Regions from separate parts of the Homo sapiens genome. Here region 2 is linked to region 1. A link is an interaction called in ENCODE POLR2A ChIA-PET data of the cell type or tissue named here. Cell type or tissue: OCI-LY7. All regions are shown on one strand. Links, peaks and the distances in the headings refer to the core of each region. The heading gives the core; the rest is flanking DNA. Region 1 overlaps MEGF8 (multiple EGF like domains 8). Region 2 overlaps DEDD2 (death effector domain containing 2).

What was found. Peaks named below come from ENCODE experiments on the same cell type or tissue, not always from the same donor. Only the 100,000 strongest peaks of a DNase experiment are listed, where the experiment ranks them.
Region 2: POLR2A ChIA-PET joins it to region 1 with 5 read pairs; 4 of 35 experiments call an interaction of 5 or more read pairs at or near these places.

What each region holds. Positions count from the first base shown.
Region 1 is chr19:42,325,859-42,341,678 of GRCh38, forward strand. It overlaps MEGF8 (multiple EGF like domains 8), which reads left to right. Exons shown (of 42, transcript NM_001271938.2): 1 at 1-572; 2 at 7,747-7,910; 3 at 8,149-8,355; 4 at 9,177-9,357; 5 at 9,439-9,527; 6 at 10,073-10,488; 7 at 10,949-11,094; 8 at 11,226-11,348. The coding sequence starts at 386. Among named protein-coding and RNA genes, the nearest start is that of MEGF8, 8.1 kb to the left of the region's middle. RefSeq lists silencers at 1-72, 293-362, 373-442. In OCI-LY7, for the core only: no CTCF peak of the experiment used is centred there; no DNase peak of the experiment used is centred there.
Region 2 is chr19:42,192,252-42,208,071 of GRCh38, forward strand. DEDD2 (death effector domain containing 2) reads right to left here. Exons shown (of 5, transcript NM_133328.4): 5 at 6,347-7,578. The coding sequence ends at 7,187. It also overlaps a transcript of POU2F2 not described here. Among named protein-coding and RNA genes, the nearest start is that of DEDD2, 18 kb to the right of the region's middle. RefSeq lists enhancers at 4,501-5,042, 6,613-7,149, 6,989-7,148, 7,349-7,598, 9,516-9,725 and 1 more. In OCI-LY7, for the core only: CTCF peaks have their summits at 7,793 and 7,997; DNase peaks (open chromatin) are centred at 6,990 and 7,810; H3K4me3 peaks cover 1,151 bases; H3K27ac peaks cover 4,060 bases.

The DNA.
Region 1 (15,820 bases), core at 3,278-11,277:
CCCCCTGGGGACCCACCCGTCTATAAGGTCCGTTTGGCCTGCAGCAGCCTGAGTCCGTAATGCTGGGCACTGTTCATGGGATCGGCCCCCTATGGAGCCCTGTGTCTATAGGGGACTCCTACGGTCCCTAGGGTTCGGCCCCGTCCATAATGACTCCATATACAGGGCCTTCCATCGCTCTATAGGGCTCAGCCCTCGGCTTCCAGAGCCTGTCAGCAGTGGCCGTACCCTTCGCCGGGACTGCCGGGTCTCCGGGACCTCTTCGATCTACAAGGTCATGTTATGCCTATAGAGGTCGCATTTGCAGGGCCTCACCCCGGGTAGAGGGTCCTCTCCAGGTTTTTACGGCCTGTCCCCGCTCTAAGGGTCAGTGCAGGAGGCGGCGATGGCCCTGGGCAAGGTTCTGGCCATGGCACTGGTTTTGGCCTTGGCCGTGCTGGGGTCGCTGTCCCCTGGGGCCCGGGCGGGGGACTGCAAGGGGCAGCGGCAGGTGCTGCGGGAGGCGCCAGGCTTCGTGACGGATGGTGCGGGCAACTACAGCGTCAATGGCAACTGCGAGTGGCTCATCGAGGGTGAGTGGGGCCGCGTGGGTCACTCACTAATTCGCTGGTAGTTCATTCATGTGTGCATTCATCCACTCACCACATTCCCAGAGCTCGGTTCTGGTCCAGGCCTTTTGCTCTAAAATGCCTGACACCCAGGGTTGCAGCCAACCTGGGCCCTGCCCTGGAAGGCCTCCAAGTCTGGTGGGGGAGATGCACCTACACCCAGATTTACAATTACAAGACAGGAGCATCAGTGCCGGGCCTTCTGAGTAACTGTTAAGAACTCAGGGTCTGGGTCCAATCATTTGGCTTTGAATTTGGTTCTACTACTACTACTTTTTTTTTTTTTTTTTTTTGAGATGGGGGCCTCACTCTGTCACCCAGGCTGGAGTGCAATGGTACCAACACAATTTACTTACTGCAGCCTCGACCTCCTGGGCTCAAGTGATCCTCCCACCTCAGCCTCCCAAGTAACTGAGTGTGTAGAGACAGAGTCTCACCATGTCGCCCAGGCTAGTCCTGAACTCTTGGGCTCAAACGATCCTCGCACCTCAGCCTCCCAAAGTGTTGGGATTGTAGGTGTGAGCCACTGTGCCTGGCTTCTTATTATTAGCTTTGTGACTTTGAGCAGGTGGTTTTCTTTCTCTGAGGTTCTGTTTCCTTCCCCCACAAATGGGATAACAACAGTACTCACCTCATAGAGTTGTTGGAATGAAATGAAAACAGGTATTTAACATGCCTGATGTGTGGCATATAGTAACTGTTCAATAAATGGCATTAGGATTATTGTTGTTGTTATTTGTGAAGTACTTCAATAAAAGCATTTTTCTTCAGTCATTCATGTGCCAGACATTATGTTTCCCATTGGACATAGCCCAGACTGAGACAGCTCCAGCAATCCCTGGTGACTTAGGTCTTGGAGTCTAGTTGGGGAGACAAACACATTAATAGTGAGAGACAAGAGTGGTCTTTGATGGAGGAACCCCAGAGGCCTGGGAGAGCCCAGAGAAAGTGCCTGATCTGGGGCCGGGGAGAACAGAGAGGCTTCCTGGAGGAGGAAATGTCTAAGCTGAGACTTAAAGGACCAATAGGAATCTGTCAGGAGTGGGAGGAAAGGCCCCAGCCCTACCCTTCTGGGCTCCCAGTCAGTGGGAGAGACAAACCCACTCCGAGGCTGTTTGTTTTCCTTTTCCACCCAATAAACTCCTATGCATGCCTCAGAACCCTGCCCCAGTGGCTCTTTCTCTGTGAAGACATGTGGCTTAACCTGGGGTATAGCTGAGATCAGAGGCATCTGTACGAGGGAGCAGAAGGGCATTCCAGGCAAGAATAGCTGTGCAAAGGCGGGGAAGCGGGAGAGTGATGCTTTTGAAGAACTAGAAATCCAGTGTGTTAAAACATAGAATACTGGCAGGGTATGGTGGCTCATGCCTGTAATCCCAGCACTTTGGGAGGCCGAGGCCGGCAGATCGCCTGAAGTCAGGAGTTTGAGACCAGCCTGGGCAGTATGGTGAAACCCCATCTCTACTAAAAATACAAAAATTAGCTGGGTGTGATGGCGCGCGCCTGTAGTCCCAGCTTCTCAGGAGGCTGAGGCACAAGAATCACTTGAACCTGGAGGTTGCAGTGAGCCAATATTGTGCCACTACGCTCCAGTCTGGGCGGCAGAGCGAGACTCCATCTGAAACAAAAACAAAAACATAGAATACAAGACAACGAATGAGCCAGAGGCTGCAGGGTGGGAGGAGCCAGCAGGTGTAGGGCTCTGTGATTTTGAGCTGTATCCTGAGGGCAATACAGGGGTGAAAGAGAAGTTGAAAGGCAGTACCTGCAGAAGCCCAGGAAGGCCTCACAGAGTAGTGGATGTAAAAGCTGGCCTCCAGACAGGGGAGGTCCTGGGCAAAGGCCAGAGGTGTGACAGAGCCTGGATCATGCAGGGCCTCCCTTGGGAGGCTGTGGAGCTTTGTCTTTGTCTGGGGGCTCTGGGGAGCTATGGAAGGGTTTTGAGCAGGGAGAGGACATGATCTGATTTATGTTTTAGAAGATCTCTCTGGCTGCTGTGTGGGGTATGGATGAAGGCCTGTTTCTCAGTGATAGCATGTCTACCTGTTCCCAGCTTGGGGGCCATTCCTGTCAAGCTAGTGGGATGAGAACAGAATAGGAAGTGTGTGTGTGTGTGTGTGTGTGGCGAAGGGGTCTGTGTGCTGGATATAAATCACTCTCTGGCCTTAAAGAGTCCCAGACTGGTTAGGCCAGGTGCGGTGGCTCACGCCTGTAATCCCAGCACTTTGGGAGACCAAGTGGGGCGGATCACCTGACGTCAGGCTTTAGAGACCAGCCTGGCCGACATGAAGAAACCCCCTCTCTACTAAAACTACAAAAATTAGCCCTGCGTGGTGGCGCACATCTGTGGTTCCAGCCTGGGTGACAGAGCGAGACTCTACCTCAAAAAAAAAGAAAAAACGTCTCAGACTGGTTGGGAATGGTGGGGCTGGACACAGATATTCAGCCCCCAGTGTGTTCACTGAGACAGTGCTCAGGGCTAAGAAGGAAAGTGGAGGGGTGGGGTGGATGTACCTAGGGAGGAAAGAGGACTGTGCTGCAGATAACAGAGCAGGAGCCACTAAAATAGGGTTCTGAAGCATGCATAGGAGTTTATTGAGTGGGAAAAGGGAGCAAACAGCCTCTATGAAGACGTGAGGGTGGCTGGAGTGTCTCAGGATCCCCATCTAGGTTTGCCTGGTCTTATGGCACTTTTGACTGGGAGGTAATGAGAGCCAGAAGCAGGGGAAGAGGGGCCTTGAATGTCACACTGAGCAGCCTGGCCTTCCCCTTGGGGTTGATGGGCAGCCACAGGAGGTTTTGAGCAGGAGTAGGGCATTGCCCTCAGGTTGGGTGTGGGGCAGACTGGAGACTTGATGAGCTGATCTGGCAAGAGAGGATGAGTTCCTAACTAGGGCAGGGGCTTAGAGGGGTGGAGAGGTGTAGACAGTGCAATCGATGTTTGTGGAGTTTCACCTATAAGACTTGGGGACCAACTGGGTAGATGTTGGGGTGAGGGAGGAGGCTGGGAGACCTCCAGATCCCCCTTGATGATCTTCTGTTCTTACCAATGCCTGTCACTTCTTACCTATAAGAACCAACATCTTCCTCTATCTATTATAAAATAAACAACCAGCCAGGGGCAGTGGCACATGCCTGTAATCCCAGCACTTTGGGAATCTGAGATGCAAGGATTACTCGAGCCCAGGAGTTAGAGACTAGCCTGAACAACATGGTAAGACACTGTCTCTACAAAAAAATTACAAAAGATTAGCTGGGCTTGGTGGGTGGTGGCATGTGCCTATAGCTCCAGCTACCGGCGAGGCTGAGGTGGGCAGATCCCTTGAGCCTAGGAGGCTGAGGTCTCAGTGAGCCGAGATTGCGCTGCTATACTCCAGCCTGGGCAGCAGAGCGAGACCCTGTCTCAGGGAAAAAAAAAAAAAAAAGATAAACAACCAACCTACTAACTTTTGTATTATGTTCATACTTTATCTAGTCCTAGACTTTTTTTTTCCGAGAGAGAATCTTGCTCTGTTGCCCAGGCTGGAGTGCAGTGGCTTGATCTCGGCTCACTGCAGCTTCTGCTTCCCAGGTTCAAGTGATTCTTGTTCCTTGGTTTCCTGAGTAGCTGGGATTACAGGCATGTGCCACCATGCCGGGCTAATTTTTGTATTTTTAGTAGAGATGGTGTTTCTCTATGTTGGCCAGGCTGGTCTCAAACTCCTGGCCTCAAATGATCTGCCCTGGGATTACAGACGTGAGCCACCACGCCCAGCCCAGTCCTAGTCCTTATAACATCCTCATGGATAAGAGGCATCCTGCTTTTGAGCAGGAGGGAGTTTGGGATCAGATTTCTGTCTGGAGTGGTATGGGGGTTGGGTGGAAACAGAAGACCTTCAACTTAGGGAAGAACTTGGGGAGGCAGATGGTGAGCTGGCCTCCAGCAGGCACTTAACAAAGATGTACTTGTGATTCCAGAAACAGAGCTTTATAGTTTGGTTGAGGCTGGTAAGATTCTGGGAGGTCTGGTTGTGTGGCCGTGCTGAATGGTTCTTCTGCATTCCCCAAAGCATGGGTGGGGTCTGTGTCTGATGTCTTGGGGGCTCTGGTTAGAGCCTGAGGGAGAGCTTCCAGCTTTAGTATTCTGTCTTTTATGTATTTCTTCATTTCATCATCCAGCATTTCCTGAGCCTTTGCCAAGCCCGGGTCTGGGCAATGCTGCAGAGGGAATTAGGTCCACATCCAGGCCCTGCTCTATGGGCCTTGTAGGCTGCAGGGAGACAGACCTGGACATAGATGTTCCTGGCCCAGAGGAATGAAGGTTATAATGGGATGTGAGAACCCTGGAGAGGGGGCATCTAACCCAGCTAGGGGGCATCAGGAAGAGGCCTGGTGGTGGGAAGGGATAATATGTTGCAGACAGAGGGAGAAGCTTGTACAAAGGCCCAGCTCCCATTAGAGCTGTAAGCAGTGGGGTGATTTGAGACAAAGCGAGGGTCTGAACAGCAGGTTAGGGACCTGGACTTTCTCCTAGGGTGGTAGGGAGCCATGCAGGGCTTTGGGGCAGGGGAGGGACGGGGCCAGATGTTGAGTTGGGAAGATCAGAGACTCATGTCAGGGGAAGAAGGAGGTTGGATCAGTGGTTCTGGTGAGACAGGATGAGGCCGGGCAGCCAGGGCACACTCTGGCTCTAAGCTGGCAGGCTGGAGTCATCACCTCGTTGAATGTTCACCCCAGCCTTTGTGGGTGGGGGGAATTATCCCCATTTTACAGTCATGGAAACTAAGGCTCAGAGAGCCCATGGAACTGGCCCAGGATCACCCAGCCATTGGCAGTGGTGGCTGAGTGTCTCCAGGATCCAGATAGGCACACTGAGGGTCATGGGGGAAAGGGCTGGCCCAGGGTCCTCCAGCTGGTCATGGGCAGAGCCAGAGCCAGAGCCAGAGCCTAGGCCTCCTAATTTCCCTCACCCAGAGGACTCCCCTGAGCTGCCTGTTCAGAAGGCTTCTCATGTGGGATGTGGAATGAGAGAGGCTACCTGAACTAGGACTGGCAGAGAATAAGACAGTGACAGTGTTAGGGGTAGTGGCACTCTCCACGATATGTGGGCCCCATTGTCAACATTTCTTTTTTTTTTTTTTGAAACAGAGTTTCACTCTTGTCGCCCAGGCTGGAGTGCAATGGCATGATCTCAGCTCACTGTAACCTCTGCCTCCCGGGTTCAAGAATTCTCCTGCCTCAGCCTCCCAAATAGCTGGGATTACAAGCATGTGCCACCATATCCAGCTAATTTTTTGTATTTTTAGTAGAGACGGGGTTTCACCATGTTGGCCAGGCTGGTCTCGAACTCTTGACCTCAAGCGATCCACCCACCTTGGCCTCCCAAAGTGCTGGGATTATAGGCGTGACCCACGGCACCCAGCCTCTTTTTTTTTTTTGAGTCCCCTCTGTCGCCCAGGCTGGAGTGCAGTGGTGCAATCTTGGCTCACTGCAACCTCTGCCTCCCGGGTTCAAGCAATTCTCCTGCCTCAGCCTCCTGAGTAGCTGGGACTTGCACCACCATGCCTGGCTAATTTTTGTATTTTTTTTTAGTAAGAGACAGGGTTTCACCATGTTGGCCAGGCTGTTCTGGAACTCCTGACCTCAGGTGATCCACCTGCCCTGGCCTCTCAAAAGTGCTGGGATTACAGGCGTGAGCCACCCACCCCACTCTGTTGTCACCATTTCGTGTGCATTATTGCTCCTCATGAGGTTGCAGTCAGATGTCAGCTGGGGCTGCAGTCAGCTGAATGTTCACCTTGGCTGGACATCCAGGAAGGTCCCTCCCAGGGCTGGCAGTTGATGCTGGCTGTCAGCTGGAAGCTCAGTTGGGACTGTCAGCCGGAATGCCTGTGTGTGGCCTTTTCTTGTGGCTTTGGCTTTTCTTTGTTTTTTTTTTTGAGACGAAGTCTCGCTCTTGTCCCCCAGGCTAGAGTGCAATGGCACAATCTCGGCTCACTGCAACCTCTGCCTCCCAGGTTCAAGCAATTCTCCTGCCTCAGCCTCCCAAGTAGCTGGGATTACAGGCACCCGCCACCATGCCCAGCTAATTTTTGTATTTTTAGTAGAGACGGGGTTTCGCCATGTTGGCTAGGCTGGTCTCAAACTCCTGTCCTCGTGATCCGCCTGCCTTGGCCTCTCAAAGTGCTGGGATTACAGGTGTGAGCCACCGTGCCCAGCCGGCTTTGGCTTTTCCTATCATGACAGCTGTGTTCTGAGAAGGAGCATTCTACGAGGCCCAGGTGAAAAGTACAAGTCTTCTTATGATCTAGCCTTGGAAGTTTCAGAATTTCTGCTGTTTTTTTATTGGTCAAGCAAGTCACTAAGGCTCTTCCCAGATACGAGAGGCAGGGAATTAACTTTCAATGGCAGGAGTGGCCTATAAGTTTGATTCCACCACAGTACCACTATATCCCACTTTAGAGATGAGGAGACCGATCCAGAGGGGGTGGGTTACTTGGCCAAGATCACACAGCTGGTAGCTATTTGGTGGCAGAGCCAAGACATAAGCTCAGGCAGTCTGGTTCCAGAGTTTGTGCTTGTAACCATCACAATAAGCAGAGGTGAGACTCTGGATGGGGACAGAGGGGAACTATGCCGCTCCAAGGTTAGGCCTCTGTTCTGGGGGAAGAAGCTGGACTCTTCTCTTGCAGCTCTATTCAGCGTGGGCCAGGGGTGGTGTCACGGAGGTGCTCTTCTCACTGGGATTATGACCTTGACCCTCCAGCCTGGACATGTCTGAAACTCAGGCATGGACAGGAAGAGAGAGGCATCAGGAACACTGGATTCTGCTCTGTGTGGCCACTGGGATGGGGTTTTCTCTGTACTTAATTTTCCCATCTGAATGGTGGGAGTGTTCATTCTGATCTCAGGTGACCTTTCTAGAGGTCTGGAATATTATGATTCTTTCTCTGGGCTCCTGTCCCTCTGGCTGTCACAGCCCTTGACTGCCCTAGGTTATGAGACTGGGGGCCCCTTCAAGGCGGGGCCCAGGTCTGACTCATTCTTGAGCCCCCAGCATCACCTGGATCAGGGTTTGGTGTACAATTGTGGGAGGCTGCAGGGAGGTGTGGGGAGAAGGTCCGCTTTAGAGCTTGGTCCCTCTGTGCTCACCTCCCAGCCCCAAGCCCCCAGCACCGGATCCTGCTGGACTTCCTTTTCCTGGACACAGAGTGCACGTATGACTACCTGTTCGTGTATGACGGTGACTCCCCGCGAGGGCCGCTGCTTGCCAGTCTAAGTGGGAGCACCCGACCTCCGCCCATCGAAGCTTCCTCAGGCAAGGTTAGTGGGGATGGGGCCGTGGCAGATACACCGAGGGAAATGGAAGAAGAAAGGAGGGACAGAGAGTCAGTAAGAGGGCATCCAAGAGCAGAGCACAGGGACAAGGGAAGGTGGAGAGAGGCAAAGGAAGGAGATGAGGCTCTGGGTCCCCCAGGGTGGAAGGGGGCAGGAGTGGGCCACCCTCCCAGGACAATCCCCAGGCCCTGCCCACCTTACCCAGCACACCTTGTGCCCGCAGATGCTGCTGCACCTCTTCAGTGATGCCAACTACAACCTGCTGGGCTTTAACGCCTCATTCCGCTTCTCCCTGTGCCCGGGTGGCTGCCAGAGCCACGGGCAGTGCCAGCCACCGGGTGTGTGTGCCTGCGAGCCGGGCTGGGGGGGTCCTGACTGTGGCCTGCAGGAGTGCTCAGCCTACTGTGGCAGCCACGGCACCTGCGCCTCGGTGAGCCGGTCCCCAGCCCTGTTTCCCCTGGGGCCCTGATCTGTGAGCGCAGCCTCCACGCCCATCTCCTAGGTCTGACCTTGCTCCTGCATGAAACTCCCCCCACCACCCCACCCTCCTCCGTGACACCCACTTCCCTCTCCTTCCAGAGCTTGCCCCTCACCTGTTACTCCAACCCCACCCCACCTTCACCTGCAGGGCCTCCCCTGCTGAGGATATCCCACTCTCATCTATACCCCACTCTCATCTGTGAACACCACCCTCCTTCCTCCAGCCAGGCCCAAATCTGTCCTCCCATCCAGCCACTCTGTGTGGCCTTGGACCCCTGCCATGACTTCCAGCCTCGCACCACTGACCTTACGCCGAAGCTGTGTACATCCAGCTTTCAATCTGGATTGCGCTTTGAGCCCTCCCCGCCTTGACCTCCCCAGATCTGAGCTCTTTCAGTCCAGGCTGAATGTCAACTACGCTGTCTGTATTCTCCCAGCCTGCCGTCTTTCTGTCTTTTCTCCTTTTTCTCTGTGCATCTTTTCCTTTTTCTGTTGGTCTTCTTTTTTCCGTCTGTCTGCTTCCTTCTGATTGTTTCTCTTTGTCTCTTGTTTCTGTCTGACAGTTTGCCTTTCCCCTCTTCCTGTCTCTCTCTGTCTCCCTTTCTCTCTCTCTCTTTCCTTTTCCATCCTCTCCCTTCCTGTCTGTCTCTTTCTCTCTCCCTTTGTGCCCTGTCTGTCTCATTCTGCCTCTTTTCCTCTCTGTGTCTCCTTTGTCTCTCTGTCCTTGTCTCTCCCTCTCTTATCTCTGCCTTTATGTCTCCTTTCCCGCAGCCCCTGGGACCATGCCGCTGTGAGCCTGGCTTCTTGGGACGTGCCTGTGACCTGCACCTGTGGGAGAACCAGGGGGCTGGGTGGTGGCACAACGTGAGTGCCAGGGACCCTGCCTTCTCTGCCCGTATTGGGGCAGCTGGCGCCTTCCTGTCCCCACCAGGGCTGCTGGCAGTTTTCGGAGGTGAGCAGATGGGGCGAGTATCTGGGATCTGGAGGCCCGGCAGCCTATGGCCAGGGCATGAGACTATCCACCCCTCCACAGGCCAGGACCTCAACAATGCCCTGGGTGACCTCGTCCTATACAACTTCTCCGCCAACACCTGGGAGTCTTGGGACCTGAGTCCTGCCCCGGTATGGACCCCTCCTCTGCCCTGGAGGAGCCTTTCCACTCAATCAGACCCAGCCGGGGACCCCCGGAATGATCCCCTATCACCTAGTGCTCCCACAGTTCCTGCAGCTTGATATAGGAACCTACTTCTCCCTGTTTCTGCCTTTTCTCTCCGGTTTTCTTTTTTCTTCTTCCTCTTCCTTTATCTGCCTTTGTGCATCTTATTTTTCCATGTGTCTCCTGTTGCTCAATCTGTCTCTGTTTTCGTCTGTCTGACTTTTGGGCTTCTGTGTTCTCTGTTTCTGTGTCTCCATCTCTCTGGATCTGTTTCTCTCTGCCATTTGTCCCTTTAACTCTGTCTCCTTGCCTTTTCTCTCTCTTATTGTATTTCTCTGTTTCTATGAGTCTGTCTCTTCTTTTCTCTCTCTGCCGGTCTCTGCCTTTCTCTTTGTCTCTGTCTTTATCTCGCCTTCTCTCCATGTTTCTCTGGCTCTGCATCTCTCTGTCTAAGCCTGGCTCTGGCTCTCTTGCTGTGTCTCTACCTCTGTCTCTTTTCTCTTCCTCACAGGCTGCCCGTCACTCCCATGTGGCCGTGGCCTGGGCCGGCTCCCTGGTACTGATGGGTGGTGAGCTGGCTGACGGCTCGCTCACCAACGACGTGTGGGCCTTCAGTCCACTGGGCAGGGGCCACTGGGAGCTCCTGGCACCACCTGCCTCCAGCTCCTCGGGGCCCCCAGGCCTGGCAGGTCACGCGGCTGCCCTGGTGGATGATGTCTGGCTATATGTGTCTGGAGGCCGCACCCCGCACGACCTCTTCTCCTCTGGCCTCTTCCGTTTCCGCCTTGACAGCACCAGCGGGGGCTATTGGGAGCAGGTGATTCCGGCAGGCGGACGGCCCCCTGCTGCCACTGGCCACTCCATGGTGTTCCATGCCCCCTCCCGTGCCCTGCTGGTCCATGGTGGACACCGGCCCTCCACTGCCCGGTAAGTGACCTGTCCCATAACCCATGCTCCACAGGCCAGGCCCAGCTCAACACCATAGGCCTTTAGTCTTTAGAGGTCTTTGCCCACTGTCGGACTCCTGTGGTCTCTCAGTCACTCCTTCCTTCATGTATTTACTTATTCCTTCGTTCACTCATTCATTCATTCACCCACTCACACATTCTCTGATGTTTTATTCAATCTCTTGGTGAATTGCCTTCCACACACTCCCACCCATGTATCTATTCAACAGAGCCCTGCTTGGTGTCCAGCCCTTGCTAGCTTATGCAGGTAACTCAGAGATGACTCAGGGTCCTGCCCACAGGGAACTTCTAGTTTGGAGGGGACATAGAGTCAGTCATGGCCAGTCTCATCCCTGGGTGATCACATGGCTCCTAAGAGCCTGGAGGAGGGAGAGAGACGCTTCCTGCCCTGAGCCCCTGCCCTGCTTCTCCTTCGGTAGGTTCTCTGTGCGAGTGAACTCCACTGAGCTTTTCCACGTGGATCGGCATGTGTGGACGACGCTGAAGGGGCGGGATGGGCTTCAGGGCCCAAGGGAGCGAGCCTTCCACACAGCCAGTGTTCTGGGCAATTACATGGTGGTCTATGGTGAGGAGGCTCCCCAATCCTGCCTGCCTGCCTGCTGAGGGCCTGAGCCAACCCTGAGCTGAGGCTCCCTGCAGGGGAGTCCCCCCACCTCCCCTAGGCTTGCCAGCTATGCCCCTTTCCTCCATTCCCAGGGGGCAATGTGCACACCCATTACCAGGAGGAAAAGTGCTACGAAGATGGCATCTTCTTCTACCACCTTGGCTGCCATCAATGGGTGTCAGGAGCTGAGCTTGCCCCGCCAGGAACCCCTGAGGGTGAGTGGTCCCTGTTCTTCCCTAGGGGCTCCTGAGGGTCCCACCTCTCTCCATAGTGATTCTGGGCTCAAGCCACCTCAGTCCGTAAGGGTGAGCCTGACATCCAGGCCAGTTGGTGCCAGCCTTAGGAGGCAAGCCTGGGATGGAGATGGGACTAGGGCATCGTCACCATGGAGATGGGAGGCCCTTACCGCAGTATCCAATGTGGGTTCCAATCCAGGTTTTGCCAGTTTCCAGCTGCCCCAGGGAAATGCCTAAGAGGCAGCAACTTTTCCTTCTTTTTAACTTTCTTTTCTTTTCTTTTTTTTTTTTTTTTTTTGAGACGGAGTCTCGCTGTTGCCCAGGCTGGAGTGCAGTGATGTGATCTCAGCTCACTGCAGGCTCCACCCCCCGGGTTTCACGCCATTCTCCTGCCTCAGCCTCCTGCATCGCTGGGACTACAGGCGCCTGCCACCTCACCTGGCTAATTTTTTGTATTTTTAGTAGAGACGGGGTTTCACCGTGTTAGCCAGGGTGGTCTCGATTTCCTGACCTCATGATCTGCCCGCCTCGGCCTCCCAAAGTGCTGGGATTACAGGCGTGAGCCACCATGCCCGGCCTCTTTTCTTTTTTTTTGAGAGGGAGTCTCGCTCCGTCGCCCGGGCTAGAGTGCAGTAGCGTGATCTCAGCTCACTGCGACCTCCACCTCCCGGGTTCAAGCGATTCTCCTGTCTCAGTCTCCTGAGTAGCTGGGATTATAGGCATGCATCTCCATGCCTGGCTAATTTTTTTGTGTTTTTAGTAGAGACAGTGTTTCATCATGTTGGCCAGGCCAGTCTCAAACTCCTGACCTCAAGTGATCCTCCCACGTCAGCCTCCCAAAGTACTGGGATCACATGTGTGAGCCACCATGCTTGGCCTTTTTAACTTTCAATTTAGGTTCAGTGGTACAAGTACAGGTTTATTATATAGGTAAATTGTGTGTCATGGGGATTTGGTGTACTGATTATTTCATCACCCAGGTATTAAGCCTAGTACCCAACAGGTAGGTTTTTTTTTTGTTTTTTTTTTGGGGATGGAGTCTTACTGTGTTGCCCAGGCTGGAATGCAGTGGTGCAATCTTGGCTCACTGCAACTTCCACCTCCTGGGTTCAAGTGATCCTCCCGCCTCAGCCTCCTAAGTAGCTGGGAGTATAGGCGCATGCCACCACACCCGGCTAATCTTTTTGTATTTTTAGTAGAGACGAGGTTTTGCCATGTTGGCAAGGCTGGTCTGGAACTCCTGACCTCAGGTGATCCGCCCACCTCGGCCTCCCAAAGTGCTGCGATTACAGGCGTGAGCCACTGTGCCCAGCCCCAGTAGGTAGTTTTTTGATCCTCTCCCTCCTCCAACCCTCAGGTAGGCCCCTCAAGTGTCTGTTGTTCCCTTCTTTGTGTCCCTGTACACTCGATGTTTTGTTCCCACTTGTGAGAACATGCAGTATTTGGTTTTCTGTTCCTGTATTAGTCTGCTGAGGATAAGGGCCTCTAGCTCCATCCATGCTGATGCAAAGAACATGATCTCATTCTTTTTTATAGCCACATAGTATTCTATGATGTATACGTACCACATTTTCTTTTTTTTTTTTTCTTTCTATGTATTTTTTTTTTTTTTTTTTTTTTTTTTTGAGACGGAGTTTCGCTCTGTCGCCCAGGCTGGAGTGCAGTGGCGGGATCTCGGCTCACTGCAACCTCCACCTCCCAGGTTCAAGCGATTCTCCTGCCTCAGCCTCCCGAGTAGATGGATTACAGGCGCCTACCACCACAGCCGGCTAATTTTTGTATTTTTAGTAGAGACGGGGTTTCACCATGTTGGCTAGGCTGGTCTCAAACTCCTGACCTCAGGTGATCCACCTGCCTCGGCCTCCCAAATTGCTGGGATTACAGGCGTGAGCCAATGCGCCTGGCCTCCATTTTCTTTATCCAGTCTATCATTGATGGGCATTTAGGTTGATTCCATGTCTTTGCTATTGTGAACAGTGCTGCTTTGAACATACACGTTAGAACAATTTATATTCCTTGGGGTATATACCCGATAATGGGATTGCTGGGTCAAATGGTAATTCTGTTTTAAGTTATTTGAGAAATCTTCAAACTGCTTTCCACAATGCCTGAACTAATTTACATTCCCATCTGCAACCTCACTCGCATGTGTTATTTTTTGACTTTTTGATAATAGCCATTCTGACTGGTGTGAGATGGTATCTCATTGTGGTTTTGATTTGCATTTCTCTCATGATTAGTGATATTGAGCATTTTTTCATATGCTTATTGGCCACGTGTATGTCTTCTTTTGAAAAATGTCTGTTCATGTCCTTTGTCTACTTTTTAATGGGGTTGTTTTTTGCTTGTTAGTTTATTTAAGTTCCTTATAGGTTCTGGATGTTAGATCTTTGTTGGATGCATAGTTTGCAAATATTTTCTCACATTCTGTACATTGTTTACTCTGTTGATAGTATCTTTAGCAGTAACTTTTTCAAGATCACAGTAGATAAGTGACAGAGCCAGCATGGCTATCCCCAAACAACAATCTGTATAAAACTATCACTTAAGGCCGGGTGCAGTGGCTCACACCTGTAATCCCAGCACTTTAGGACGCCATGGCGGGCAGATCATGAGGTCAGGGGTTTGAGACCATCCTGGTTAACATGGTAAAACCCCATCTCTACTAAAAATACAAAAAATTAGCTAGTCATGGTGGCATGCGCCTGTAGTCCCAGCTACTCAGGAGACTGAGGCAGGAGAATTGCTTGAACCTGGGAGGCAGAGCTTGCAGTGAGCTGAGTTCGCACCACTGCACTCCCACCTGGGCAACAGAGTGAGATTCCGTCCCCAAAAAAACAAAAACAAAAACTATTACTTAATCTCTGTGCCTCAGTTTGCTCATCTGTGAAATGAAAATTATAACACGTAATGCCATTGGATAGCTGTAAGAGTAAATTGAGATGATCCTTCAAGAATGATGCCCAGTGAAGTGCTCCACACATTTCCTTTCTTTTTTAAAATTTTTATTATTTATTTTTGAGACAGAGTCTTGCTCTGTTGCCCAGACTGAAGTGCAGTGGTGTGATCTTGGCTCACTCCAATCTCTGCCTCCGAGGTTCAAGCAATTCTCATGCTTCAGCCTTCTGAGTAGCTGGGACTAGAAGCGTGTGCCACCACACCCGGCTAATTTTTGTATTTTTAGTAGAGATGGGGTTTGCCATGTTGACCAGGTGGGTCTCGAACTCCTGGCCTCAAGTGATCCATCTGCCTCGGCCTCCCAAAGTGCTGGGATTACAGGCGTGAGCCACCGTGCCTGGCCTAATTTTTGTATTTTTTTAGTAGAGATGGGGTTTCACTGTGTTGACCTTGTGATCTGCCCGCCTGGGCCTCCCAAAGTGCTAGGATTATAAGCATGAGCCACCGTGCCCGGCCAGGCATTATTATTATTGTTGTTACTATTTTGTTTTATTTTACTTGAGATGGAGTCTTGCTCTGTCACCCAGGCTGGAGTGCGGTAGCATAGTCTCCACTCACTGCAACCTCCACCTCCCGTGTTCAAGCTATTCTCCTGCCTCAGCCTCCTGAGTAGCTGGGATTATAGATGTGCACCACCACTCCTGGCTAATTTTTGTATTTTTGGTAGAGTTGAAGTTTTGCCATGTTTGCCAGGCTGGTCTTGAAGTCCTGACCTTAAGTAATCTGCCTGCCTGGGCCTCCCAAAGTTCTGGGATTACAGGCATGAGCCACCACGCCCGGCCTATTGTTACTATTTTAGAGGCAGAGTCTTGTTCTGTTGCCCAACCTGGAGTGCAGTGGTGCAGTCATAGCCCACTGCAGCCTTGACCTCCCGGGCTCAAGCAGTCCTCCCACCTCTGCCTCCCAAGTGGTTGGGACCACAGGCCCATGCTACCCTTCCCAGCTAATTAAAAACAGAATTTTTGGCCAGGCACTGTGGCTCATTCCTGTAATGCCAGCACTTTGGGAGGCCAAGGCGGGAAAATCGTGAGGTCAGGAGTTCGAGACCAGCCTGGTTAATATGGTGAAACCCTGTCTCTACTAAAAATACAAAAATTAGCTGGCGTGGTGGTAGATGCCTGTGGTCACAGCTACTCAGGAGGCTGAGGCAGGAGAATCGCTTGAACCCAGGAGGCGGAGGTTGCAGTGAGCCAAGATCGTGCCACTGCACTCCAGCCTGGGTAACAGAGGGATACTCCATCTCCAAAAAAAAAAAAAAAAAAAAACACACATAAAAACAGATTTTTTAAAATTTTTTGTAGAGATGAGGCCTCCCTATGTTGCCCAGAGTGGTCTTGAGCTCCTAGGCTCAAGTCATCCTTCCATCTCAGCCTCCCAAATAGCTGTGACCATAGGCACACAATACCACGCCTGGCTAATTAAATAAAATATTTTTGTTTTTTAGAGATAGGGTCTTGCTGTGTTGTCCAGGCTAGTGTTGAACTCCTGGCCTC
Region 2 (15,820 bases), core at 3,330-11,329, 130 kb before region 1:
AGTCTTCAGGAACGAGGTGAAGTGACCAGGGAGTCAACGGATGTCAACAGGGAAGTGGGATAGAGGGTGGTGGAACCTGAGGACATAAGCCTCAAGGAAATCTGGGTCCTCAGTCCCTCTTACATCCCTTTGAGATGTCCCCAGTGATCATGTTCCCTACTAAGCCAGAGTTTATCAAGGGTGGGGTTGGATCTAACTCATCTTGTAGTACCTAGGACAGGTGTTTAAGCTGGTAAATGCTTGTTGAATGACTTGGTGTTTGAGGGAAACAGAAAAGTCTACCTCTGCATCGTATTTACCCTTGGTAATAATAATTCTTCTTATTTTAAGTAACCTAATGCTTCTTTTAAACCTCTTATTCAATTTAAACAAATATTTCCTGAGACCTTCATACATGCTATTCCATCTACCTGGAATACCCTCACCCACTCTATACACTCAAAGACCTCCTACTCCTCATTCAAGAAAGAGCAGAATTTAATTATTAGGAAGAAGAAAAGTAAACCACAATGATAAACTGCTACACATCCATCAGATCAGCAAAATTAAAGCATCTGACAACACATAGTATTGGTGACAATGTGAAGCAAAGAGAGCTCTCATTCAGTGCTGGTGGGAGAGTAAACTGGTACTGACACTTCAGAAAAATAGTTGGAGAGTGTAGTGTGCAGAAAAATTTCCTGCAAAAGCCAGGCGCGGTGGCTCACGCCTGTAATCCCAGCACTTTGGGAGGCTGAGGCGGGCGGATCACGAAGTCAGGAGATCAAGACTATCCTGGCTAACACGGTGAAATCCCGTCTCTACTAAAAATACAAAAAAAAAAAAATAGCCGGGCGTGGTGGTGGGCGACTGTAGTCCCAGCTACTAGGGAGGCTGAGGCGGGAGAATGGCGGGAGGCGGAGCTTGCAGTGAGCCAAGATCGGGCCACTGCACTGCAACCTGGGCGACAGAACGAGACTCCGTCTCAAAAAAAAAAAAAAAAAAAGAGGAAAGAAAAATTTCCTGCGAAAGATGTCCAGACTGAAGCTCTGGAACCTGTGAATGTTACCTTAAATGGCAAAAAGGACTTTGCAGATGTAATTAAAGATTGTGAAATGAAGAGATTATCCTGGATTATTTGGGTGGGCCCTTAAAGCAATCACATATACCCTTCTAAGAGGGAGGCAGAGGAAGATTTGACACAGACAGAAGAGGAGAAGGCACCACAGAAGCAGAGATTGGAGTGATGCTGCCACAAGCCAAGGGATGGTGGTGGCTACCAGAAGCTGAGATAGGCAAGGAACACATTCTCCCCTAAGCCTCAGGAGGGAGTGCAGTCCTGCTGGCACCTTAATTTCAGTCTAGTGGAACTGGTTTTAGATTTCTGGCTTCCTGAACTGTGAGAAAATACATTTATATTGTGTTAAGCCAGCACGTTTATGGTAATTTGTTATAGCAGTTACAAGAAACAGTATAGACAGCCAAACCCATGCATACGCATACCTATGTCCAGCAATTCTATTTCCAGGTATATCCCTATAGAAACATAAGCATTTGTTCACCAAAAACCATGCACAAGAATGTTCATAGCAGCATTATTCATAATAGCCTCCAACTGGAAACAACCCAAATGTCCATCAAAAGGTCAGTGCATGAACTCATTGTGTATATTCATACAATGGAGTACCATGATACGCCAATAAAAATGAGTCAACTACAGATAAGCAGAATATAGAAGAATCTCACAAACACAACGCTGGGTAAAGGAAACCAGACACAACAGCAAACATATGGTATGATTCCATTTATATTATGTTCAAGAAGAGATAAAATTAACTCTATCACTGAGTGATGAAAAACTAGAAAATTGAAGAAAAGCAAGGCGGTGGCTCATGCCTGTAATCCCAGCACTTTAGGAGGCTGAGGCGGATCGCTTGAGCCCAGGAGTTCAAGACCAGCCTGGGCAACATAGTGAGACCCCGTCTCTACAAAAAAAATAATAATAATAAGCCAGGTGTGGTGGTGCATGCCTGTAGTCCCAGCTACTCAAGAGGCTGAGGTGGATTGCTTGAGCCCAGGAGTTTGAGGTTACAATGAGTTGTGATCGTGCCACTGCACTCCATTCTGGGTAACAGAGCAAGACCCTGTTGAAAGAAGCAAAAGAAAAAGAGAAAGAGGAAGAAAGAAATGAAGGAAGAAAGTGAGGGAGAGAGGAAGGAAGGAAGGGAGGAAGAAAGAAAGGAAGAGATCGGGTGCCGTGGCTCATGCCTGTAATCCCAGCACTTTGGGAGGCCGAGGCTGGCGGATCACCTGAGATCAGGAGTTCGAGACCAGCCTGGCCAACATGGTGAAACCCCACCTCTACTAAAAATATAAAAATTAGCCGAGTATGGTGGCACATGCCTGTAATCCCAACTGCCAGGGAGGCTGAAGCAGAAGGATCTCTTGAACCTGGGAGGTGGAGGTTACAGTGAGCCGAAATCACGCCACTGAAGTCCAGCCTGGGCAACAGAGTGAGACTCTGTCTCAAAAAAAAAAAAAAAAAAAAAAAAAAAAGACAGGAAGGGGAGGGAGGGAGGAAGAAGGAAGAAAGGCAGAAAGGGAGAAAGGGAGGAAGGGAGGGAGGGAAGGTGGAAAGAAGGAAAAAAGGAAGGAAGGAAGAAAGGGAGGGAGGGAAGGAGGAAGGAAGGGAAGGAGGAAAGAAAGTGAGGGAAGGAAGGGAAGGAAATGAAGGAGGGGGGAGGGAGGGAGAAAGAGAGGGAGGGAGGAAGGGAGGGAGAGAGGGAGGGAGGGAGGAACGAAGGGAGGGAGGGAGGAAGGAAGGGAGGGAGGGAGGGAGGAAGGAAGGGAGGGAGGAAGGGAGGAAGGAAGGGAGGGAGGGAGGGAGGAACGAAGAGAGGGAGGAACGAAGGGAGGGAGGGAGGGAAAGAAGGGAGGGGGAATGGAGGGAGGGATGAGAGCATGACAGAAAGGTGGGCAGGTGGCTCCCTGATATCCCCCAGCGTCCCTGCTGTTAACGTTATTTCTTGGCAAGAGTAACACAGGAAAGGAGGGAGGTTTCCTCCTTCATTTCCTTCCCTTCCTTCCCTCCCTCTTTTTCTTTTTTTTTTTTTTTTTTTTGAGACGGAGTCTCATTCTGTCGCCCAGGCTGGAGTGCAGTGGCGCAATCTCGGCTCACGGCAAGCTCCGCCTCCCGGGTTCACGCCATTCTCCTGCCTCAGCCTCCCCAGTACCTGGAACTACAGGCGCCCGCCACCACACCAGGCTAATTTTTTGTATTTTTAGTAGAGAAGGGGTTTCCCAGTATTACCTAGGATGGTCTTGATCTCCTGACTTCGTGATCCACCTGCCTCAGCCTCTCAAAGTGCTAGGATTACAGGCATGAGCCACCGCGCCTGGCCCCCTCCCTCCCTTTCTTCCCTCCCTCCCTTCCTCTTTCCCTCCCTCCCTTTCTTCCTTCCTTCGTTCCTTTTTTCCTTCCTTCCACCACCTTCCCTCCCTCCCTCCCTTCCTCCCTTTCTGCCTTTCTTCCTCCCTCCCTCCCCTTCCTGTCTTTTTTTTTTTTCTGAGACAGAGTCTCATTCTGTTGCCCAGGCTGGACTTCAGTGGCGTGATTTCGGCTCACTGCAACCTCCACCTCCCAGGTTCAAGAGATCCTTCTGCTTCAGCCTCCCTGGCAGTTGGGATTACAGGCATGTGCCACCATACTCGGCTAATTTTTATATTTTTAGTAGAGACGGGGTTTCACCATGTTGGCCAGGCTGGTCTCGAACTCCTGACCTCAGGTAATATGAACAGTTCGTTTCTGTCCTGCACTTTTCAGAATGTTATTTCACAACTAAACGTATCTGGGCGGTGGCGGTGGTGATTCGTAGCAGAAAGCACAGGGAGCTTCCCGGTGCCCCCAGCGTCCCCTGGGCTCCGACCCGCTGTGTCCACATCATCACAGGTGCCCTCCAGAGCCAGCACCCAGGCCACAGTCCCCTCAAGGACCTGTGGGCCATTTGCTGGGCCTGTCTCACATGATCTCCTTGTGTGTAACTGTCGGGTTCCAGGCCTGTGTCCCCACCTGTGCCTGCTCCCCACGCGGAAAAACATGGGGACAATGGCTGCTGACCCTCGAATGGGTGGTGGCGGCACGTTCTCACTTACCTCTGACTCTGTCCGTCTTACTACATCCCATTCAGGCACGTCCCGAGGCCTTCGCAAGGGCTGAAAAATTCCAGCAAAGGCTGTCCCCTGCCCAGAATACCCCGTCACTCTGTTGAACTCCTCCTCAGCCCGCACAGGCCAACCCAAGGTTCCGCTCCTCCGTGGGGCCACGCCGGCCTCCCACATCTCCCATGGGCTCCGATCTCCTGTGGCCCCACGCCCTGTCCCCACACGATCCTGTTTCTCTACCCGATGCTCCCAGGGTTGTCCTCCGGGCTCAGATCTGACCCACCTCCGGGCCCCGAGGGTCAGTCCCTCACCCCCCGCGCCTCGCCCGCACTCTTGACTAGCTCAAGGGAGCTCCACGGCGCATGCGCTCAGGGAGGCTCTGGAGGCGCGAGCCTCTGCCTCATGGTTCCCGCCAAGTGCACTGCGCCAGCGCAGATCCCTTCAGCCTCAAGGTTGGCCCTCCTGACTTCTGGCAAGCACGTGCTGGCCAGAGGCACGTCTGGGGCTGAACAGGGTTAAGGGGGAGGTGACCCAGAGAATGGGGTGGGGCCAATGACATGGAACGGAAGCAGGGGCAGAGCCTGAAATGTGTCCAGCCTTGAGGTGGGACCCGTATTCAAATGAGGCCAGGAGACAAGCCAGGGGCTAGGGGCTCAAGGGAATGGCAGGTCCTAGAATTTAGCCCAGTAATTGGGAGCCCAAACACAGGTAACCCCACCTAGAGGAGAGCCTCAGCCTTAGGTCATGAAAATGGAAGGGTCAGGGCAAGGGAGTGGAATTCCCCACCTCATTCCCCACCTAACTGCTGTCACTAAGGTACTCTCCATCTCAATGCTCCCACCACTCAGGTAAATCACCTGCCCTCTCTCAGTCCATTTCACATCAAACATGGGTTTAAAATCCCACAGTGTGGCTGGGGGCTAAATAGATCTTGAGTAGGTGTCCAGTGGAACTCAGCTTCCTCCCAGAGAGGGTCAAGGCAGAACCTGGGATCACACAGCAGCTGGCTCCACCAGGCCTTGGCTGCTGGATAGGACTCACGACTAGACTTTGCCACTCCCCTCCTGCACATCAAGACGGGTCGAAATTCCAGAACAGGCTCCAAGGTGTGGGCAGGGGCACCCATCCCTGCAAGAAAGGCAGCCTTGGAAATCCCTGCCACCCTACCCCCACTCCCCACCCCTGAGGAAGGAAAACCCTGAATATTGAGTAAGAGAAACGAGTTCCTGAGCCCTTACATGAGGGGTGGGGGAAGGGCAGGAGGCCACAACCTCAGCTGGAGCCACAGAACAGCAGGAGGAAGTGTTTGGCCTCAGAAAGAACAGAGATCCAGGTGAAGAGAAGGTTAATGTCCAGGTGTGACCAGTGGGGAGCCACGTGGAGACAAATTCCAGGCAGAGAACCTCTGGCTGCCTATCTTTTCATTTTCCAAAGCTTAGGCGCTTCATCAGCCTTGGGTGTAGCTGGCCCACCTCACTGAACAAATTAAAAATCCTGGGAGTGGCCGGGTGCAGCAGCTCACGCCTGTAATCCCAGCGCTTTGGGAGGCTGAGGCGGGCGGATCACAAGGTCGGGAGATCGAGACCATCCTGGCTAACATGGTGAAACCCCGTCTCTACTAAAAATACAAAAAATTACCCGGGCGTGGTGGCGGGCACCTGTAGTCCCAGCTACTCGGGAGGCTGAGGCAGGAGAATGGCGTGAACCTGGGAGGCGGAGCTTGCAGTGAGCTGAGATCATGCCACTGCACTCCAGCCTGGGCAACAGAGCAAGACTCCGTCTCAAAAAAAAAAAAAAAAAAAAATTCCTGGGAGCCCCCAAGGACATACAGGAGCAAAGCATGTGTGAACATGGTTGGAAGGGTTTCTGACTCCGAGGCAGTATTCTATTTCTTCCTTTGACAGAGGACAAGACTGACACCCAGAGGGGAGGACAAGCGTGTGGTTATCAGCTGGCATATGGTCCAGCATCCTGCCCACACTCCAGTCCCTAACGCTGGGCCAGGAACACTCCTCCTCCCAGCCCACTGAGGTCCAAAAGCTGGGCATGGTGACGGGCACCTGTAGTCCCAGCTACTTGGGAGGCTGAGGCAGGAGGATCGCTTGAGCCCAGGAATTTGAGGCTGGCCTGGGCAACATATCAAGACCCTCAACTCTAAAAAAAAAATTTAAATTAAATAATAAATAAAGAGTCCTAGAGAGGCCGATGCCCACCTATGCCCTTTCCAGGGCAGTTTAATTGGTATCATTTGTAAAAGGTCTTTTCCATCACCCCCAAAGCCTTTGCATTCCCTTTCCAAGAAGGTGGCTGTTTACTGGTTTTGGCCCCATGTGCAACAGTAGGCCTTGGTATGATGCTGCCATAACACTCCCATGTGACACTCCAGGTGACATCCAAGTGCAAGTCTATGTTCAGCTCTGGACAGCAGGGGGGAAGGTGAGGAGAGTCAGGTCTGTAAATTGAAGCTGGGCAGGGCCCTGGCTGGCTGGAGATGTGTGGGCAAGGTGAGCAGGCCCCATGTGCACCCCAGCTCCAGTGCCCACTGATGTGGCTGAAGCCCAGGTTGGTTGTGGTCAAATTAGAGGTCCTGAGAGAGAAGCCCTTAGGCCAAAGAAGTGTGTGCTGGGAAGCAGGCCAGGGCAGAGGCCCAGGGAAGATCTCAGCAGGGGCAGTGTGAGCATGAGCGAGTGTGTGCACCTGTGACAGTGCAGACAGCCCAAGATCAGAGATACAATGTGCAGGGGGGCCTTTGGTGAGTGTGTAGCTGTGCCCCTCCCTTCTGAGATACAGGCCCAGCCCCCGCCTCCGGAGGCTAAGGGGGCACACCTGGGGGTAGGAGGAGTCTGGGAAGGAAACTCAGCTGGAAATGGTTTAGGCCTCAGAGCCCACATCCTGTGGGAGGGGCTGTCAAGGGGCCTGCTGTCCCGGTCCTGTCGCAGTCCTCAAAGATGCTAGAGTGACAGTCCTCTAGGGGTAGAGATGGTCGTCCTCCCAGGAGAAGGTGGCCCGGAGACTTGGAGGTGGGATCAATCCTGCCAGTCCTGGATCAGGAGGCCTCTGTCGGGCGCCGCCCCCCTTCCTCCTCCATCAGCAACAGGCGGCGCCGGCCAGCCTCATAGTCAGCCTCATCCACACTGACCAGCAGGCGAACAGCCTCCCGGCCCACAGCCTCTCGCAGGGCCTCAGTCAGGAACACGCCCCGCAGGGCCTGCAGCAGGGCGCCACTCAGGTAGTCGCCCCAGAAGGCGTCCAGATAGGAGAGCTCTGAGAACTTGATGTCACAAACCACAGAGCCCAGGTCCCTTGAGCGCAGCACTGCGGTGGCCTGCCCAAACACGTCCAGCTGCCGCGCCAGCGCCTGGGGCCGCCGGGATGCCACGCCCTGCTCCAAGGCTGGCCCATGCTCGCAGTACTCTGCTCGAACCCGGAGCCGGATGTCTGCAGGGGAAGGAGGGATTTGTCAGGGAGGGGGCCAACACTAGACACACTTATGGGGAACGCCACCCTTCCTCCCTCCAGCCTTCTCCCTCCACCCCCTTCCGGTAGCCACACCCTAGTCCTGACACAGCCTCCCCGGCTCTGTGGGGTTCCCTGACCAAGTACGTCCTCCTCTTCTCCAGCCCACCACCTCCTCACTGCTCCAACAAGCCTCCCCACCGCCAGGGGTGCTCTTTCCCTGGATCTGCACAACACTTGCTCCCTCTCTTCCTGCAGGTCTTTGCTCAAAAGCCACCTTGCCAACAAGGCCCACCTAGGCCAACCTATTTACAGCTGTAACCACCCACCCAGCCCTCTCTGCAGCATGCCAGGTCCCACACCCTGCTCCATTTTTGTCCAAGGCACTTATCACCTTCCAACCTCCTCTGTCAGTTACTATCTGCTCATTATCTGTCTCTACACTCAGCATGGAGAGACAGATGACAGCAAGGAAGGGGTTTTTGTCTGTTTTGTTCACTTGTGTAACTGTGGCACATAGTAGGTGTTCAATATGTATTTGTGAAGAACTAATGCATGAACTAATGGACTTGCCTTAAGGCAACCAGCCTCACACCCTGCCCCCAAACAATGAGATTCACATGGTGCCAACCACATCCCCATCCCTCCCATCCACCTGAGCCAGCACTGCGGATGCGCAGGGTCCTGACCAGGCCCGGGAGGCTTGCGGCTGGACCTGTGCTGGCTCTACTGGGAGTCAGGTACTCTCTTGCCACAGAGCTGCTAAGATGATGGGTTGGAAGCCCAGAGCTGCTGGGAGCCACTGTGCCAAGAGGAGAGAAGGAAGCCTACGCAGGGCCAGCCCCAGAGATAAAAAGATTCCTGAGGTCATCACATGAGCCCACGATCGTAGCTGGATTTTCAGCTACACTCAACTCCCCTTTTTGCTGAAGCCAGTTTGAGTCGGTTTCTGTCACAACTCTCCCCACATCTGCGCAAAAGAGGTGGCAGCTGTGTACAGGGGACAGGACACTGGACTTCTAAGGCTATCCTGTAATCATGAACTTCACATACCACCTCTCTTCCAGAATTTCTGAATTCCCACCCATCACTTAGGCTAGTGACAGTACCCCCTCTCTCTACACACCCAACGAGGCTGTCCTGAGGATCAGCTGTGAGCCAGAAACAGCAGCAGCCAACACTTACAGAGTGCCGACTATCTGCCAGGCGCCAAGTGCTTGAATCACAGAAACTCATTTAACCTATAAATGACCCTGTGGGACAGGTCCTATTATCACCCCCAACTTACAGATGAAAAAATGGAGGCCAAGAGAAGTGAAGTGACTTGCCCAAGGTCACACGGCCAGACAATGGCAGTGCCTGACAGAGGTCATTTAACCTCCTATGTCCCTGAGAGAAGGCTCCTCAATCAATGAAGTGGATTCCCACACAGGAGCCTTCAGCAGTGTGACCTGTGACAAGTCACAACCTCTCTGAGCATGGGTTCCTGCCTAAACAAGGGGACAATTCCTACTGTGAGGAGCTGTTAAGAGGATTAAAAAGAGAGCAATGGATAGAAAGGAACAAGCTAGCACTGCACACAGTGTCCAAGGGGTGCTCCCAGAATGGCAGCCACCAACCCCTCTGATAGGCCAATTGCCTGACCCTTGGGGATGCAGTAGAATCAGCCCTGTGGGGCAGAGGCCACCTTCAGCCCACTTGACAGATGAGGAAACAAGGCTCTGGGAGGGAATGTCTCATGCTGTGGCTCCCTTCAACTTTCACAGACCATGTCAGCCACAGAGCAGAAAGGAGAATGCAGGGCCCCTGCTCCCCAAGACAACTTCACAGCCCTGCCCACTTCCTCCTTCCACCCCAAACCCTTCCTCTTTCTGGCTCTAGGGGAACCCCATCCTCTCCACCCAACGCCCAGGGAAGCCTGCCCAGCCTCAGCCCCCAGGCCCTCCCATGGCATTCAGACCCAGCTGTCTCTACCCAGACGACCAGATCCTTGACTGCATCCTTGACTCCAGTAAGCAACTGGCCATGACCTCAATCAATGTGGGTGGGAGAGCAGGGGGCTGGGAGGAGCAGCACCTCTTCCAGGCCACCCAGGAGTGGTTGGCCACAGAGGCAGGGCCAGGTGGCGGAGTCCAACAGACCTTGAGGTGAGTCCCAGCTCTGCCACTCTCTAAGCTGTGGGGCCTTGGGCATGTGACCTTACCTCTCTGAGCCTGTTTCCCCATCTGAAACACAAACAAACAAGAGGTCCCTGCTGCACATTGAAGTCACAAGGATTAAATGAGGCAACTCATAAAATGCTTGCTTACAGCCCTACGACAAAGAAGGCTCCCAGAAACAGGAACTGTAATTTCGACACCCAACTCCCTACACCCATGGCCCTCACCCAGGCCTTCATCTCTCTCTCACGGGTCCCTAAGCCAACCTCCTCCTTGGACTCCTCCAGTCCCTGCCGTGTCCCCCCATACCCTGCACTCCAGTCACAAGAAAATGTTCCCAACAAGAGCCTTACTTACAAAATGACCTGTCCACCTCCTCCATCCAGAACATTTGCCAAGGCTCAGCTCGTGGGAGCCCCACATCCTGCCCAGTTGAATCCTCTCTCAGCTCGTCCTTCTCCCCAGCATGGACCTCTGGTATAAGTTCTCAATCCACCCAGAGCCCCCACCATGTCAGAGTGGACAGGTCACAGGGACAAGGCCAGAGCAATCTCCATGCCCCCATTCAATCTCTTATTCAACAGATATTTTATGAATGCCAGGCATGCTAGGGTGACACAAGAACCTTGCCACAAGTGGGACGGGGAGACATGTAACCCACAGTTAGGAAGCACTCCCCACAAGCCAGGCTCTACTCAAGGGCTTTCCTCTCTCAGCCCACCTAATCCTCAGAGTACTTTCACCAGCCCCATTTACAGATGAGCAAATCCTTCAGCAGACCACACACTCCCACCTCTGAGCTGGAAAACATGATCATGGTGCACAGGGAAAAGACAGGGAGGTGCCACCAGGCAATAGGAGCAGGCGAGGCTTCTCTGAGCCTCTGCTCCACCCTTAGCACCCAATCACGTGCTTTACCCCTCCCCAAAATAATCACAACAGGTGACACCTGCCTATAGCTTTTACTACAGGCTGGCACGGTACTACATACTTCACATCTGCTGACCCCTTTGATTGTCCCCACAACAATCAGGTGATGCTGTTATTATTCCCTTTCTGCAGATGGGGAAATTGAGGCACACAGGTTGAGTCACCTGCCTAAGGCCACCAGATAGGAAATGGCAGAGCTGGAATTTTACCTCACGTGTATGGCTCCAGTGCCCGAGCTCTTAACTACCCCTATCCTGTTGGCTACCTCACACAGAACCATACACATCAAATACACAACTAAAAGACATCCTGAGAGCCAGCAGAGAAAATTAGACAGGGCGAGTTATAGTTCAGATTGAAAGGATCAGAGAGGATCTCTCTAGGAAATGACATCTGAAGTAAAATGTGAAGGAGGACAAGTAGGTTTAGAAAGAAAAACAGGAGAGAAAAAAAGAATGGCATTCTCAGGAGAGATGAGCATTTATGGAAGTCCAGAGAGAAAATGAACTTCAGGCCTGCACAGGCTGAGGGGCCGGCGTGGCAGGAACGTGGAGGGGAGAAGGGCGCTAAGGGAGAACGGGCAGCCAGGTCAGGGAGGCTGATCTCAATCCCAATCGCCAGCAGACTCAAGATTCTAGGGCCTCTGGAAGTGACCACACCTCTCTGTACCTCGGTGGCCTCCTGTGTAAAACAAGGCTCCCCCTAACATCCGCCCATGTGGGGTTACTGTGAGAATTCAAGGCTCAATGCAAGGAAAGAGGGGAGGCCAGGAAGGCCAGGCATGCAGAGAGGACAGGAGGCAGGACCTGCCAACTTAGGGGCAACTCCAGCTGTGCTGTGAAGTGGCAGGTGGGTAGAAACAGGGCCAGGGCAGCAGGCAGGGGAAGGGTCACAAATGGCTGTCCAGGATGGGAGCAGTAGACATGGAGAGAAGTGGAGGAACTGTCCAGTGTGGCCCTGAGGTGGCAGGCAGGAAGAGCACCCAGCACCATGTGCGCTGGACCGTGGGCTGGCTGCATCTTTTCCATTTTGGCAGCTGTGGGGAAAAGTTCCCTGTCCCTGGGAGGGTGGGGGGCAGGTGCCATGCCTTCCTAGAGAGGAGAGCTGCTCCTGCTTCCTGCACTCAGGTGGGCCCAGCACCCTCTTGTCCCCCACCCCCACCTCACCAGTCTCTCTTCTGGGGCAAATGGGACATCAAGTGAAATGGGCTTCTCAGTGGGGGACCAGGGTGAAGTTCAAGGGAGCAGGCCCTGGGCTGGGTGTGTCTGGGAGCCCAGAGATGAACCTCACTCAAGTCGTCTCTCTAAGAGTTCCTAGTTGGGTGGTGATAAGGTTTGGATGTATGTTCTCTCCAAATCTCATGTGGAAATGTGACTCCAACATTGTAGGTGGAACCTCATGGAAGGTGTTGGATCATGGGGCTGGGTCCCTCATGAATCCCTTGGTGATGAGTGAGTTCTTGCTCTGGTATTTCCCGTGAGAGCTGGTTAAGAGTGTGGCAGCTCCCCCACCCCCCAACTCTCACCATGTGACAAGCCTGCTCCCCTTGGCCTTCCACCATGAATGGAAGCTTCCGGAGGTCCTCAACAGAAGCAGATGCTGGCACCCTGCTTCTTGTACAGCCTGCAGAACCGTGAGCCAAGTAAATCTCTTTTCTTTACAAATTACACAGTCTCAGGTATTTCTTTATAGCAACACAAAAATGAACTAACAAAGATGGGCTGGGGAAGAAGAGGACCTGTGCTCCCACAACACTGGGAGATGCTTCCGGCCTTGCTGGAGAGAGGCAGCCAAGGTGCTTCAGTGGAGAGACCCCACCCCCGCCCCGCCCCCACACCAGGACCAGCACCAGCCCCCTCTGGACAATGGTGGGAACCCTCCCAGCATCTTGGCTTGCCTCCCTCGTCTCTTCTCCACAACAAAGCCAGCATCATCATGTCAAATGGAAAGTTTTTCAACTCCTACTGAGTTCAACTCCTACTGAATTGAGGCAATGAGGAGAAGCTGCCTCCAACTCCAGAGAGGGATAAGCAGCCATCACCTGCTTCCTGATGGAGGCGCACAACACACCCTCAGAAGCGGGATTGAGGAAAACAAAACATCAAACCAGAATCTGATCAAGCCTCTCCAGACCCCACTACCCATCTTCAGGAAATACAAAAGACAGGGTAGAACACACTGAATCAACCCTACTGCAGGATACAGTCAGCAAAATCCAGTCTTCGGGAAATGCCACAGGACAACTGCTTTAGAAAAATACAACGCAAGGCGGAGAAAGAGAGATGGTAGGGGAAAGGAGAGACTTCAGAGAACCTACATTTATAAAACAACTGAAAATCTGAGCACCGATCAGATATTTGATAGTAAGGAGTTACTAATCTTTTTTGGCGTGAAACCCTATTTTTATCTTTGGCCAGCCACAGTGGCTCACACCTGTAATCCCAACACTTTGGGAGGCCCAGGCGGGTGGATCACCTGAGGTCGGGAGTTCGAGACCAGCCTGACCAACATGGAGAAACCCTGTCTATTAAAAATACAAAATTAGCCGGGTGTGGTAGCACATGCCTGTAATCCTAGCTACTCGGGAGGCTGAGGCAGGAGAATCGCTTCAACCCGGGAGGCAGAGGTTGCGGTAGGCTGAGATCACGTCATTGCACTCCAGCCTGGGCAACAACAGCAAAACTCCATCTCAAAAAAAAAAATCTCTTTTCAAGATACACAGTGAAACATCTACAGATGAGATCATAGGGCAACCAGAATTGACTCCAAAATTCCTAATTATCCTAAGATGAGATCAGCCATGAGTTGACAATGGCTAAAGCTAGTCTATCTACTTTGGTGTATTTTCCATAGAAAAAATTGCAGGGGCCAGGCGGTGGCTCATGCCTGTAATCCCAGCACTTTGGGAGGCCAAGGCAGGTGAATCGCTTTGAGCTCAGGAGTTCGAGACCAGCCTGGGCAACAGGGCAAGATCCTGCCTCTAAAAAAACACACAGAAATTAGCCAGGCATGCTGGATCACGCTTGTAGTTCCAGCTACTCAGGAGGCTGAGGTTGGAGAATCACTTGACCTGGGAAGCGGAGGCTGCAGTGAGCTGAGACTGCGCCACTGTGCTCCAGCCTGGGCGACGGAGACCCTGTCTCATAATTTAAAAAAAAAAAAAAAAATTGCAGGGGAGAAGCAAAGCTGATCCTGTCATTCAAATCCTCCAACTGCTTTCCATAATAAAAAAAAAAAAAATGCAAAGCCCAGGCCCTGCAGGATCTGCCCTGGTTCCCTCTCCCGCCCTCACCTCCTAGGGGTCTCCACCCTACTCCTCCATTCCTGTCAGTTTCCTTGCCATCCTCCACGCTGCCCTTGAGCACTGGCACATCCCACTTGGGCCTGTGCTCCCGCTGTCCTCTCCATCGGGAACACCCTTCCCCTGACATCTGAAATCTCTCTCTTGGCTTTCTCCCACCACAGCACAAGCTCAATGAGGGCAAGGTCTCCCACCCCGGCTGACCTAGCATATAGTAAATACCCTATAAATACATATGGAATAAACAAATAAACAAACCCAAGTTTCAGCCAAGCTCTGCCCCCTGCCACTCAGACTAGTGACCGCCTTTCCCTGATCGTGCCTCTTCCTTTGCAAGATGTCATCCCACCTCAATGGCTGTCTTGAGAATTCAGGGCCGAGTAGTGCCCACCACAGACCCTGAGAGGCACATGGTCGCTCAGATGTCCTGTGTCCAACCCTAGGACCACCAAGGTGTCCTTCCTCACTGTCTCAGGCAGTCGAGAGTTTGTCTAGTTCTATCCCTCAATGGAGGGCAGCTGGCTGGGGGTCACAGGTATCACAGGTGAGGAAGAGTCAAGAATAGCAGGCCTCTTCTTCAGTCAGGCCTCCTTCCACCTCTGGCATTCGGCCTCTCTAAAAAGTAAGCCATTCCATTTTTCAGAGGGAAAAACAGGAGCCCAGATGGGGAGAGCCTCACTCCAGCCCCACCCTGCCTGGTGAGTCAGCAGTCAGACCTGCTCACCCATCTCCCATCAAGACCTAGCCAAGCCCTGGTTAACGACCTCCTCGCCTCGGGAAAGAGACCTGAAGCCTCCCTTGGCCTGTTCCTATCTTCCTTGAGGCAATGACTCCCTCACCTGCCCAGCCAGCCTGGTGGCTCTGGGAATTACTGGCTGATTCGAGGGGGAGTCACCACCAGGCAACCACCCCCTCAAACCCTGCCGCGCAAGCCCACATAGCTGCCTGAGGACCCAGGGCTGGCTCTCTAGGTCTGTTCCTTCTGACAGCACCCAGCACAGGTTATCTGCTGCCTCATCTACAAAGCAGGCATGATGCCCACTCCCTGGAGGGCCATTATGGGCACTAGGAGGGGGCAGGTGCGCGTGCTTTGTGGGCTGGAGAAAGCTCTGCAGATGGTAGAAGGAAGCACCCCCAGGCCAAGGTCTCCTAGAAGACAGGACATGCCAGCATCTCACCAGCTCCAACTTGGTCTTCTGACCTCCAGCTTCCACAATGGCCTCCTCCCCTGAACCCTTCCACTCCCCCCAGGGGCCTCCTCCCCTCCCTCAGCAGCCTCAGCCCTTTGCAGGGGCTCGGCACCACCCCTGGCCTCATGTTTCATTAGGGCACTTGTCACTAGCTGATGCCGTCTGCTACGCTGGCTTATTTTCGAGTTATCTGTCTTGCCCACTATAACGTAAACTCCTGGAGGCTGAGGACTTTCTTCACCTGGTCCAATTCTGAGCCCTCCGTGCCTGGAACAGTGCTTGGCATAAAGATGATCCTAATAAAAACTGGATGAAGGAATTAACAAACCCTTCCATGGCTCCCTCACCCACCACCCCCTAGAATAAAATCCAAACCAAGGCCCCCCACCTGCCTCATCTCCCCCTGCTCCCACCCACAAAGCCTCTGCTCCAGACAGACTCAGCCCTGACCACATCCGGCTGGGGACGTTGTACGCATGAGTCACTCTGCCAGAATCACCCTTCCCAGCTCCTCTTCCAGCTTCCTTGAGCTTGTTCTAGACATGGCACCTCCACAAGGAAACTGGGGCTGGCCAGGAGACTCCCTGCACACCCCAGAGCCCCTGCACTCACAATACCCGTGCCACCTGTCACATCAGCCTGGC